Linked DNA regions of Homo sapiens: region 2 is linked to region 1. A link is an interaction called in ENCODE POLR2A ChIA-PET data of the cell type or tissue named here. Cell type or tissue: GM12878. All regions are shown on one strand. Region 1 overlaps MYO9B (myosin IXB). Region 2 overlaps MED26 (mediator complex subunit 26).

The links. Peaks named below come from ENCODE experiments on the same cell type or tissue, not always from the same donor. Only the 100,000 strongest peaks of a DNase experiment are listed, where the experiment ranks them.
Region 2: POLR2A ChIA-PET joins it to region 1 with 6 read pairs; 3 of 35 experiments call an interaction of 5 or more read pairs at or near these places.

What each region holds. Positions count from the first base shown.
Region 1 is chr19:17,122,576-17,127,575 of GRCh38, forward strand. The region is part of intron 2 of MYO9B (myosin IXB); the gene reads left to right. Among named protein-coding and RNA genes, the nearest start is that of SNORA118, 33 kb to the left of the region's middle. RefSeq lists enhancers at 3,040-3,429, 3,540-3,979. In GM12878, a CTCF peak has its summit at 3,867; DNase peaks (open chromatin) are centred at 2,946, 3,366 and 3,796; H3K4me3 peaks cover 2,542 bases; H3K27ac peaks cover 4,507 bases.
Region 2 is chr19:16,577,985-16,582,984 of GRCh38, forward strand. MED26 (mediator complex subunit 26) reads right to left here. Exons shown (of 3, transcript NM_004831.5): 2 at 351-425. LOC105372295 (a long non-coding RNA gene) reads left to right here. Exons shown (of 3, transcript XR_936360.3): 2 at 182-289; 3 at 374-830. Among named protein-coding and RNA genes, the nearest start is that of SLC35E1, 8.1 kb to the left of the region's middle. RefSeq lists a silencer at 3,779-3,828 and enhancers at 4,006-4,577, 4,578-5,000. In GM12878, no CTCF peak of the experiment used is centred here; no DNase peak of the experiment used is centred here; H3K27ac peaks cover 2,508 bases.

The sequences.
Region 1 (5,000 bases):
AGTCTCAAAAATCATTCCTACATCACAGCCAGGTGTGGTGGCACATGCTTGTAATCCAAGATGCTCAGGAGGCTGAGACGGGACGATCACTTGAGCCCAGGAGTTTGGGACATAGACACAGACAGCCAATGACAGGCAGGTATCAGTTAGCAGGCAGGAAAGAGGTTCAACCATGGTGGACAGAGCCTTAGGAGCTAATGAGGCCATGATGCTGGTAACTTTAAATGACATCATTCAGGGCCAGTTGCAGTGGCTCATGCCTGTAATCCCAACACTTTGGGAGGCCAAGGCAGGAAGCTCACTTGAAGCCAGGAGTTCAAGACCAGCCTATACAACAAAGCAAAACCCTGTCTCTACAATAATTAAAAAATTAAACAGGCGTGGTGGTGCAAGGTGGTGCTACTCAAGAGGTTGAGGTGGGAGGGCCGCAGGACCCAGGAATTGGAGGCTGAAGTGAGCTACGATCACACCACTGCTCTCCAGCCTGGGGGACAGAGCAAGATCCTGTCTCAGTAAATAAATAATAAATAAGTAAATAAAATGAAAGGATTTTCAGCTTGGCTTGCAAGTATATAAAGCAAGTTCTGTTCCTTGCTTTATACACAAGACACACCTAAATCAAAGGGCTTCAGGAAGTTAAAAACAAAGGGGAAAGCAAGCACAGGTGTACCAGGCAGTGAGAAACGGGAGATAGCAGAGCTGCAATTCGGACATAGTTCAGGCCTCTGCACATTACATGTGGCAAAGATTGGTTATGATGCCAAAAGCCTCACTTTGCAATAAAGGTATAACACTTGTGAATATCTATGCACCAAACAACATAGCCACTGCCTTTATACAGTAGAAATTTGTGTGTGTGTGTGTGTGTGTGTGTGTGTGTGTGTGATGGAGTTTCACTCTTGTCACCCAGGCTGGAGTGCGGTGGCATGATCTCAGCTCACTGCAACCTCCACCTCCCTGGTTCAGGCGATTCTCCTGCCTCAACCTCTGAAATAGCTGGGATTACAGGCGCACGCCATCACACCTGGCTAATTTTTGTATTTTTAGTAGAGACGGGTCTTGAACTCAGGTGATCCGTCTGTCACAGCCTCCCAAAGTACTGGGATTACAGGCATGAGCCACCACACCTGGCCACAAAGTAAAAATTCTAAAAGATACAAGGAGAAACACACACACAGCTTGGTTGAGTAGATAGAAAATAGGCAAGGATGTTAAGACGCCCAAACCACATGCTTAAGGCAGACATTGTGGCCATATCGTGAACTCTTAAGAGAATAAACCTCCTTACACATACATGGAACATTCTCAAAAAATCATTTTTCTTTTTTGAGACAGGGTCTCACTTTGTCACCCAGGCTGGAGTTCAGTGGTGCAGTCTTGGCTTACTGCAGCCTCAATCTCGTGGGCTCAAGTGATCCTCCCACCTCAGCCTCCCAAGCAGCTAGGATTACAGGCACTTACCACCATCAAGTCTGGCTAATTTTTGTATTGTTTGTAGAGACGGGGTCTCACTATGTTGCCCAGGGTGGTCTCCAACTTGTGGCCTCAAGCAATCCTTCCACCTTGGCCTCCCAAAGTGCTAGGATTACTGGTGTGAGCCACCACACCTGGACTCAAAAATCATTTCTATATCAGAGTCAGGTGTGGTGGTACACACTTGTAATCCCAGCTGTTGAGGAGGCTGAGGTAGGAGGATCACTTGAGCCCAAGAGTTCAGGACCAGCCTGGGCAACATAGCAAGACCCCATCTCTACAAATAAAAATCATTCCTATGTCAGGTAAAGAGAAAGCATTTAGAACTTCCCAGAGTAGAACAATTACAAGTGACACTCTAACAATGCAATAAAACTTCGTGGAACTTTTTTTTAAAGTAAACTTATATTGAGCAACTCTTAGATGAAGAGATACAAACACAGCTGGGCGTGGGGGCTCATGCCTGTAATCCCAGCACTTTGGGAGGCCAAGGCGGGCAGATCACCTGAGGTCAGGAGTTCGAGCTCAGCCTGGCCAACATGGCAAAACCCCGTCTCTACTAAAAATACAAAAATTAGCCGGGCACCTGTAATCCCAGCTACTCAGGAGGCTGAGGCAAGAGAATTGCTCAAATCTGGGAGGCAGAGGTTGCAGTGAGCCGAGATCGCGCCACTGCACTCCAGCCTGGGCAACAGAGTGAGACTCTGTCTCAAAAAAAAAAAAAAAAAAAGGTACAAACAGACCAAAATTGCAGGTTTTCTAAAAATCAGTGACAAACACCCGTATGTTATCAGAATCCATGGGCTATATTTAAAGTGATGGTAGGAGGACACCACATAGCTGAACACCCATTAGATCCACAAATAGGAAAGAACGGAAGTAAATGAATTCATGTCCTATCTCAAGCTGAGAAAAAAGAACAAAGTAACCCCCAAAGAGAATGATTTGGGCATCAAATGGGCAAGATGAGGCCAGCTGCGGTGGCTCACACCTGTAATCCCAGCACTTTGGGAGACCAAGGTGGGCAGATCAGTTGAGCTTAGGAGTTCGAGACCAGCCTGGGCAACATAATGAAACCCCATCTCTACCAAAAATACAAAAACTTAGCCGGGCGTGGTGGCACATGCCTGTGGTCCCAGCTACTTGGAGGGCTGAGGGTGGAGAATCACTTGAGCCTGGAAGGCAGAGGTTGCAGTGAGCCAAGATCATGCCACTGCACACTAGCCTGGGCAACAGAGTAAAACCCCATCCCCCCCCCCCCAAAAAAAGGGTAAGATGAGCCCTAGGGGAAATATGATAAATTCTTCAGATGTTTTCACAGCCTTGAGAACCAAACAGGACCTTCCCCCATCAAAGCCTGGTTTGTTCTGTATTCTTTCTGTGACCTAGTACGTGGTTTCGTGATAACCTAAACCCAAATTTAGTGACATATGTAAGATTTCAGTAACTTGTTTCACACTTAGGTTTTTGTTGTTATTTAAGGCTTCCCCTACCCCACCCCTGTAGGGTTTGCTGTGAGACTTTAGCTCATGGTAGGAGTCTGTCCTTAAAGGGCCACGTCCTAGCCCTGGGAGTCCTTGCTGCGTTTCAGTGTTTGCTGTAATGCCATCTGCGTCTGTGGCTGACAGTTGGTGTCTCTTGTGAACTGGGACATACGGCGTTGGGAGCACTCAGCTCTCTGTACATCCCTGCCGTCCGTCCATCTGACCAGCAACCAGCTATCGAGAGCCTGCCGGGGTGCCCCAAACCCCTTGAGCAACCAGAAAAGAACAGAACCCGGCAGCAGCTAGGCTAGGGGCCCTGGAGAGCCTCCACTTCCTCCTCTGCGAATAGGGGAGCCATGAGGTTGGGGTGACTCTTCCACTTCCTGCCCCCACATCCGCAGGCCAACTGAGCCTGCAGCTGCCTCCTGTGCAGGCTTGGGCTTGGGGGTGTGGGGAGTCCTGTCTTGCACCACATAGCTGCCTCCTCACCTCCATGACACCCACCCCCTTCGCAGGGTCTTCCTTGTGCCTGGCTGGCATCATCCCCGACATGGCCCCCACTAACCTCCTCATTCCCTCGGCCCCGCCTTCACCACAGCTCTGAGCTCTGTTGAAAGCATCAGCTAAACTTCTCATTTCCTCGCCTCCAGCCCTGCCTGCTGGCCTCCGCCCCCTCTGCTCCCAGCTCCCAGGGAGTCTCTTCTCACCCAGCCCTCCTTGGGCACGTGACCCTGTGGACCCATTTTGTCCTGGGTGCTTCCCAGGCCTGCTCCTCCACGTCCCCACCATGGCCTCGGGAGACCAGTCACCCAGGGTGACACTCACCTCCTGCCGACCCATCCTGCTGGAACCATGTCGGGGATCCCCGGAAAACCCCATTTAACAGAGGATCCAGAACAGCGGCCCCTGGCCACTCTTTTCTCACGAAAACCAGACAGTCTGTATTTCACACAGATCCTAGGGGCCACCCAGTCTCTGTCAGAATGGCTTGACTCTGCTATTGTAACTCAAATGCAGCCTTAAGCCAGACCCAGACCGATGTGGCTGTGTGCCAGGAAAACGTCATTTGCTGCTGCTGAAAATTGAATTTCACATCAATTTCAGCCATCAAGAGATCTTTTGACTTTTTTTTTTCTTTTTTTTTTTTTTTGAGACGGAGTCTCGCCCTGTTGCCCAGGCTGGAATGCAGTGGTGCGATCTCAGCTCACTGCAGCCTCCTCCTCCCGGGTTCAAGCGATTTCCTGCCTCAGCCTCCCAAGTAGCTGGGACTACAGGCGCCCACCACCATGCCCGGCTAATTTTTGTGCTTTTAATAGAGACGGGGTTTCACCATATTGGCCAGGCTGGTCTCGAACTCCTGACCTTGTGATCCACCCCCACCCCCACCCCCACCCCCCACCCCCGGCCTTCCAAAGTGCTGGAATTACAGGCATGAGCCACCACACCCACCCGATCTTTTGACATTTTTTCTCCCCTAAGCATTTTTTTTTTTTTTTTCAGATGGAGTCTCACTCTGTCGCCCAGGCTGGAGTGCAGTGGCACAATCTTGGATCACTGCAACCTTTGCCTCCCAGGTTCAAGCGATTCTCCTGCCACAGCCTCCCAAGTAACTGGGACTACAGGTGCACACCACCACGCCCGGCTAATTTCATTTGTAGTTTGGTAGAGATGGGGTTTCACCATGTTGGCCAGGCTGGTCTCAAACTTGTGACCCACCCCCCTCGGCCTTCCAAAGTGCTGGAATTACAGGCATGATCCACCATGCCCGGCCAATTTTTTGACTTTTTTTCTCCCCTAAGCATTTTTTTTTTCCAGTTGGAATCTTGCCCTGTCGCCCAGGCTGGAGTGCAGTGGCGCAATCTTGGCTCACTGCAACCTTCGCCTCCCAGGTTCAAGCGATTCTCCTGCCTCAGCCTCCCGAGTAGCTAGGACTACAGGTGCCCACCACCACACCCGGCTAATTTCTTTTGTATTTTGGTAGAGACGGAGTTTCACCATGTTGGCCAGGCTGGTCATGAACTCCTGACCTCAAGTGATCCGCCC
Region 2 (5,000 bases), 540 kb before region 1:
CTTCCTGGGTGAGAGGGTGCTGTGGCCGAGGCGACAGCACAGAGGGTCCGCTTCAAGTGGAGGGTTGGGGATGGTGCCTCTCACTGGAGCCTCCTCCAAGCACACCTCTCCTGATGTCCCCACGTGCCCACGAAGTGTGCTGGGCATGTAGGATGGGAGTAACACCACTTGGTCTCTGCAGTGCCCGTGGGAGAGCAAGATCGCGAGGCACGAGCTGTGAGGGCACACCGCCTCTCTTGGTCCTCCGAAGCAAAGACACTGATGCTCCCAGAAGCTGCGGAAGGACCTGGTTGGTACCATCCCCTGCCCCCCGTTCTGCCCTCCCAAATGCTGGGGTCTGGGATACTCACCTCAAGTGCCTCTTTGGTAATAGGGTATTTCTCCAGGCTGGAGATGACTTCCAGCACCGCCACCATGTTCCGGATCTGTGGAAATAAAAAGCCATTTGTCAGGTCCCTGTCCTTCTCCACTGGGAGGCTGGAACACCCTGCCCCAGCCTGCTCCAGTCTCTCCCCAACCCCAGAGCAAGAGGAGCCAGCAGCACTGAAGCCCCCACTCCATGTCGTCTCCTACCTGCTCCCTGGGCCAACCTGGCACCCAGTGCTCATCCTCACCTGCCGTCTGACCTCCTCCAGTGTGTGGTGTGCGGGCTGCCCCAAGCCCTCCAGTGTACATGGTACATACCCACCCACCTGCTGAAACCCAGGATGCCTGTGGAACAAGAGCTGCTCCTGATACTTAAGATGACCTCTACTCTGCCATCTGATGGGAGTGGGAGAGGAGACACGGAAGAATTCATCGAATAAAATCCACAAAGCTTAAAAGATCAATACACAGGCCAGGCGCGGTGGCTGACACCTGTAATCCCAGCACTTTGGGAGGCTGACGAAGGCGGATCAGAAGGTCAGGAGTTTGAGACCAGCCTGGCCAACACAGTGAAACCCCATCTCTATTAAAAATACAAAAATTAGTTGGGTGTGCTGGCATGCGCCTGTAGTTCCAGCTACTTGGGAGGCTGAGGCACGAGAACCACTTGAACCCGGGAGGCGGAGGGTGTAGTGAGCTGAGACCACACCACTGCACTCCAGCCTGGGTGACAGAGCAAGACTCCGTGTAAAAAATAATAATAATAATAATAATGATAAACCAGTCAATCTGAATCCAAAGACACCATAAAGAGAGCAGAAAGTCACAAAGTGGGAGAAGGCATAGGCCACAGGCCCCCAAGGAGCTGTATCTGGAACACAGAATGCCTGTACAGCAGTACAGCTGACCAGGAGCCCGGCGTAGACTGGCCACAAGACAGGAACAGGCACACGGCAATGAAATGTCAGTGCTGATGCTCAGCCTCTCAGCTTTATCGATAATCAGGAAAACTCAAACTGAACCCACAAATGGATACATGATACACGTGCCCCACTGACAACACTAGGTACTTCGGGGGATACAGCTGACTTTGGGGACTGCTGGGCTTTGTCTGGCAGAGTGAAGCATGAACACATCCCATGACCAAGTAATCCCTCCCTTTTAGGATCTTGCTAGGAGCCACACCTTGTTCTAAGCACTTCCCACACATTACTGACTCCCTTAATTGTTACAACAAGAATTCCTACCACTCAACCACCACCTCCAGCAACTACAGGTTTCTGGTGGGCTGGCTAGCGGGTGGGAGCCCAGGGGCCCTGAGGAAACCACAGTGAGTAGATTACTCAACTCCCCCCCACCCCAACATGATAAAGGAGTTAAGCGGGCACATGATACAAATTAAAACAGCATAAAAGGGCACACAAGGAAATGGGCATCTCTGACCCAGCCACTGTAGCATTTCCTTGCATTTTTTTCCAAAAATATCCCTTGTGTATATAGGCGTATACATCCACACTTATCACATATTTCAAAACCAAACTGACAGTGGTTCTTGCCTTTTCTGACTTAATGTCAGCAATGTCCAGCCTCAAACAGAGCCCCTCATTTGGCTCACCATCCCTTCCAGAGTGGGGAAGGCCCGACTTGAATGCTGTGGGACACTTAGGCACTTTCCGTCCGCCATTACAAAATAAGGCTGCAACCGACGGCAGTGACAGACCTGACTCTGAGCTAGTGCACAGACAGCCATGGAGGAGCTGGGGCTCCACATCCATGCAGGGTGGTCACCTCACCCCCAGGGAGGCTGCTCTATTCCATTCCCACCAGGCCACATCCTTGCCAAGACTGCGTGGCAAGAGTTTCCGTAACACATGATTGTAAACTTAGCATCTTACACAGCACACATTTATCATCTTAGGCTCTAGGGCTCAGAAATCAGGTCTGAGTCTCACTGGGCTGGGATCCTCTCTAGAGGATCCATTTCCTGCTCCTTCAGGTGTTAGCAGAGTTCAGCTCTTATTTTGTTTTTTTTTTTGAGATGAAGTTTCACTCTTGTCGCCCAGGCTGGAGTGCAATGGCACGATCTCGGCTCACTGCAACCTCCGTCTCCTGGGTTCAAGCAATTCTCCTGCCTCAGCCTCCCGAGTAGCTGAGATTATAGGCACCCGCCACCACGCCCAGCTAATTTTTGTATTTTTTTTTAGTAGGGACAGGGTTTCACCATGTTGAAGGCTGGTCTTGAACTCCTGACCTCAGGTGATCTGCCCTCCTCGGCCTCCCAAAGTGCTGGGATTACAAGCGTGAGCCACTGCACCCGGCCCAGAGTTCAGCTCTTTACACTACAGGAATGAGGCCCATTTTCTTGCTGGTTGTCATCCGAAGCCATTCCCAGCTTCTGGAGGGCACTGCATCCAGCTCACACCCCCTCCCCTTATGCTCAAAGCCAGCTACAGGCTGAGTCCTCACCCGGCATCTCTCTGACCCAGCCAGGATAGGTGCCATCTCTAAGGACTCCCTGACTAGGCAGGGCCTGCCCAGATGATCTCGGATCACCTCCCCATCTCCAGGCTGTTCCCTTAGTCACATCTGTCATGTACGGTACCATGTGCCCAGGCTCCAGGACTAGAATGTGGACGTCCTTGAGGGCTGTTAATTCTGCTGGCCTCATGGATTCTGGCTTTTCTACTCTTCTGCCCCACTTCCAGTGGGAGGCAGCCACTGCCACTCCCTCCCTTCCCGTGTTGTCTCCTCTGGGTGTAAAGTTGCAGAGCCACGACAGCAGTCCCCGCAGAACTCCCACAAAGCTGCCCTGCCAATGGGCCCATTTGCTCTTTGGCAACAACGGCCTTGCCTTGCAATGTTCTCCATTCAGGGCTCCAAATGACCCTGAAAACCCTGCTTCAAGCTGTGTCATGGTGGGGGTGGACGGGTGATATGAGGGGAGATACAGTCCTGTCCGCACTCCTCGTGCAATGGGCAGGGATCAGTGCAGGGGAAGACTGTGCGATGAGGAGGCCAGTCCCAGACAGACAGCAAGGCCAACCACTCCCTGCCCCAGGCACTCCAGCACCGACTCAGTCCCTGGGCTTGCCACATGGCTTCACCTCCACCCTGCTGACCTCACCCTGGTATATTTGGAGCCCTGGTTCCCCACATACTCCTGAAGCAGCAGTCCTTGCAGAGCAGAACACTGCCCAGACCCAGCTAGCCTGGTGGCACAAAGTGTCCTTGTCCTTGGGCAGACACCATCCTGCTGCCAGACAAGAGGGAGGAGACAGAACACCTGGGCAACCCCAGGGTCTGGTACTGAGCTGGTGCCCCAGAAATCACCGCTGAACTAACAGCCAGTCCCAAGAGTCTCCTGGAAACTGTGTGGGAGCTGGGGACACCAGGCGAAGGTGTGAGGGCCCTGTGACTGTGTATCCTTACCCTTGGCCCCTCCCCTGCCTTATGAGCCACGCTTAAGCGTGTGCAGAGAGGCCTTCAGCCTCTAGGAGCCCCAAGGGAAATGCTACAGCCTTGGCAGTCCCCTTTCTGTCCCCACCGTGTGAGCTGCTCACCTGAGGAGTAGAGGAGCCCGCCTGCTCTACCTGTAAGGTGCTAGAAACCCACAGTCCTACGCCGTAAACAGATGAACTCTGCCAACACCTGAAGGGGCAGAAAATGGATCCTCCAGAGAGGAGCGCAGCTCGCTGCTTCCTGGATCCCAGCCCGGTGAGACTGGAGCTGACTTCTGAGCCCTAGAGCCTGAGATGATAAATGTGTGTTGTGTAAGACACAGAGAGAGGGTGAGTGTCCAGTGCGGCCACTCCCTGGAGCCAGCAGAAGGCAGTCAGTGATGTCAGCAGAGCTAAGGATGGGGGCAAGGTGAGACTGCCCTGCCCTGCGACCTCTGGGGCATTGATGTCAAGCAGTCTGAACACTGTGTGGGGAGCACCACCTGGGCATCCAGACACAGGCCTCCCAGGCCCAGGAGGCAGACACTGAGCAATGCAGCGAGGAATCCCTGCAAAGGGCCTGGCCCCGACCCCAGGCACACTGAGCCAGAAGGCTCCACAGAGCCTCTTTATAGATGGCCACAGTCTGTCCCAAAGAACACTTAGCACCCAATTGGTGCTGGTCCCATAGGAGCAAAATAGGAGCTGGCTTCTGACCCTGGCCCTGGGGACCCTGCCTTAACAACCAACTGACCCCCCACCCAGGAGTGGCAGGTCTCCCACTCTCATGGAGGTGGCCCTCTGTGAGTGACAGAGACACCAGGACTCGTATGTGGCTGAGGGGAGGCTCCCGCTCTGACTCCAGGCCTGCTAAGTCCAGCATGAACCCTCAGGGCAGGGAGGCAGGCCACAGGGGGAGGGCAGCACCTAAGGTGGCCTCCCAGGGAGGTCAAAAAAGGATGTGGCAGAACGAGCTGTGTCCACCTGGGCTGGAGACCGACTTCCATGCTGGAAAGCAGAAAAGAGCTGGAGAAGGATGGGCAGGGAGCTGGCCAGACAGCACCAAAGCCCTGCGGCAGGGGAGAGGCCATGGGTAAGGACACCGGGAGGAAAAACAGACCCAAAAGACCCAAGGTGGCTCCTTCACAACCTGTCTTCTATCCCCCTTAGCGACTGCCCCCACAGACCACCTGCCCT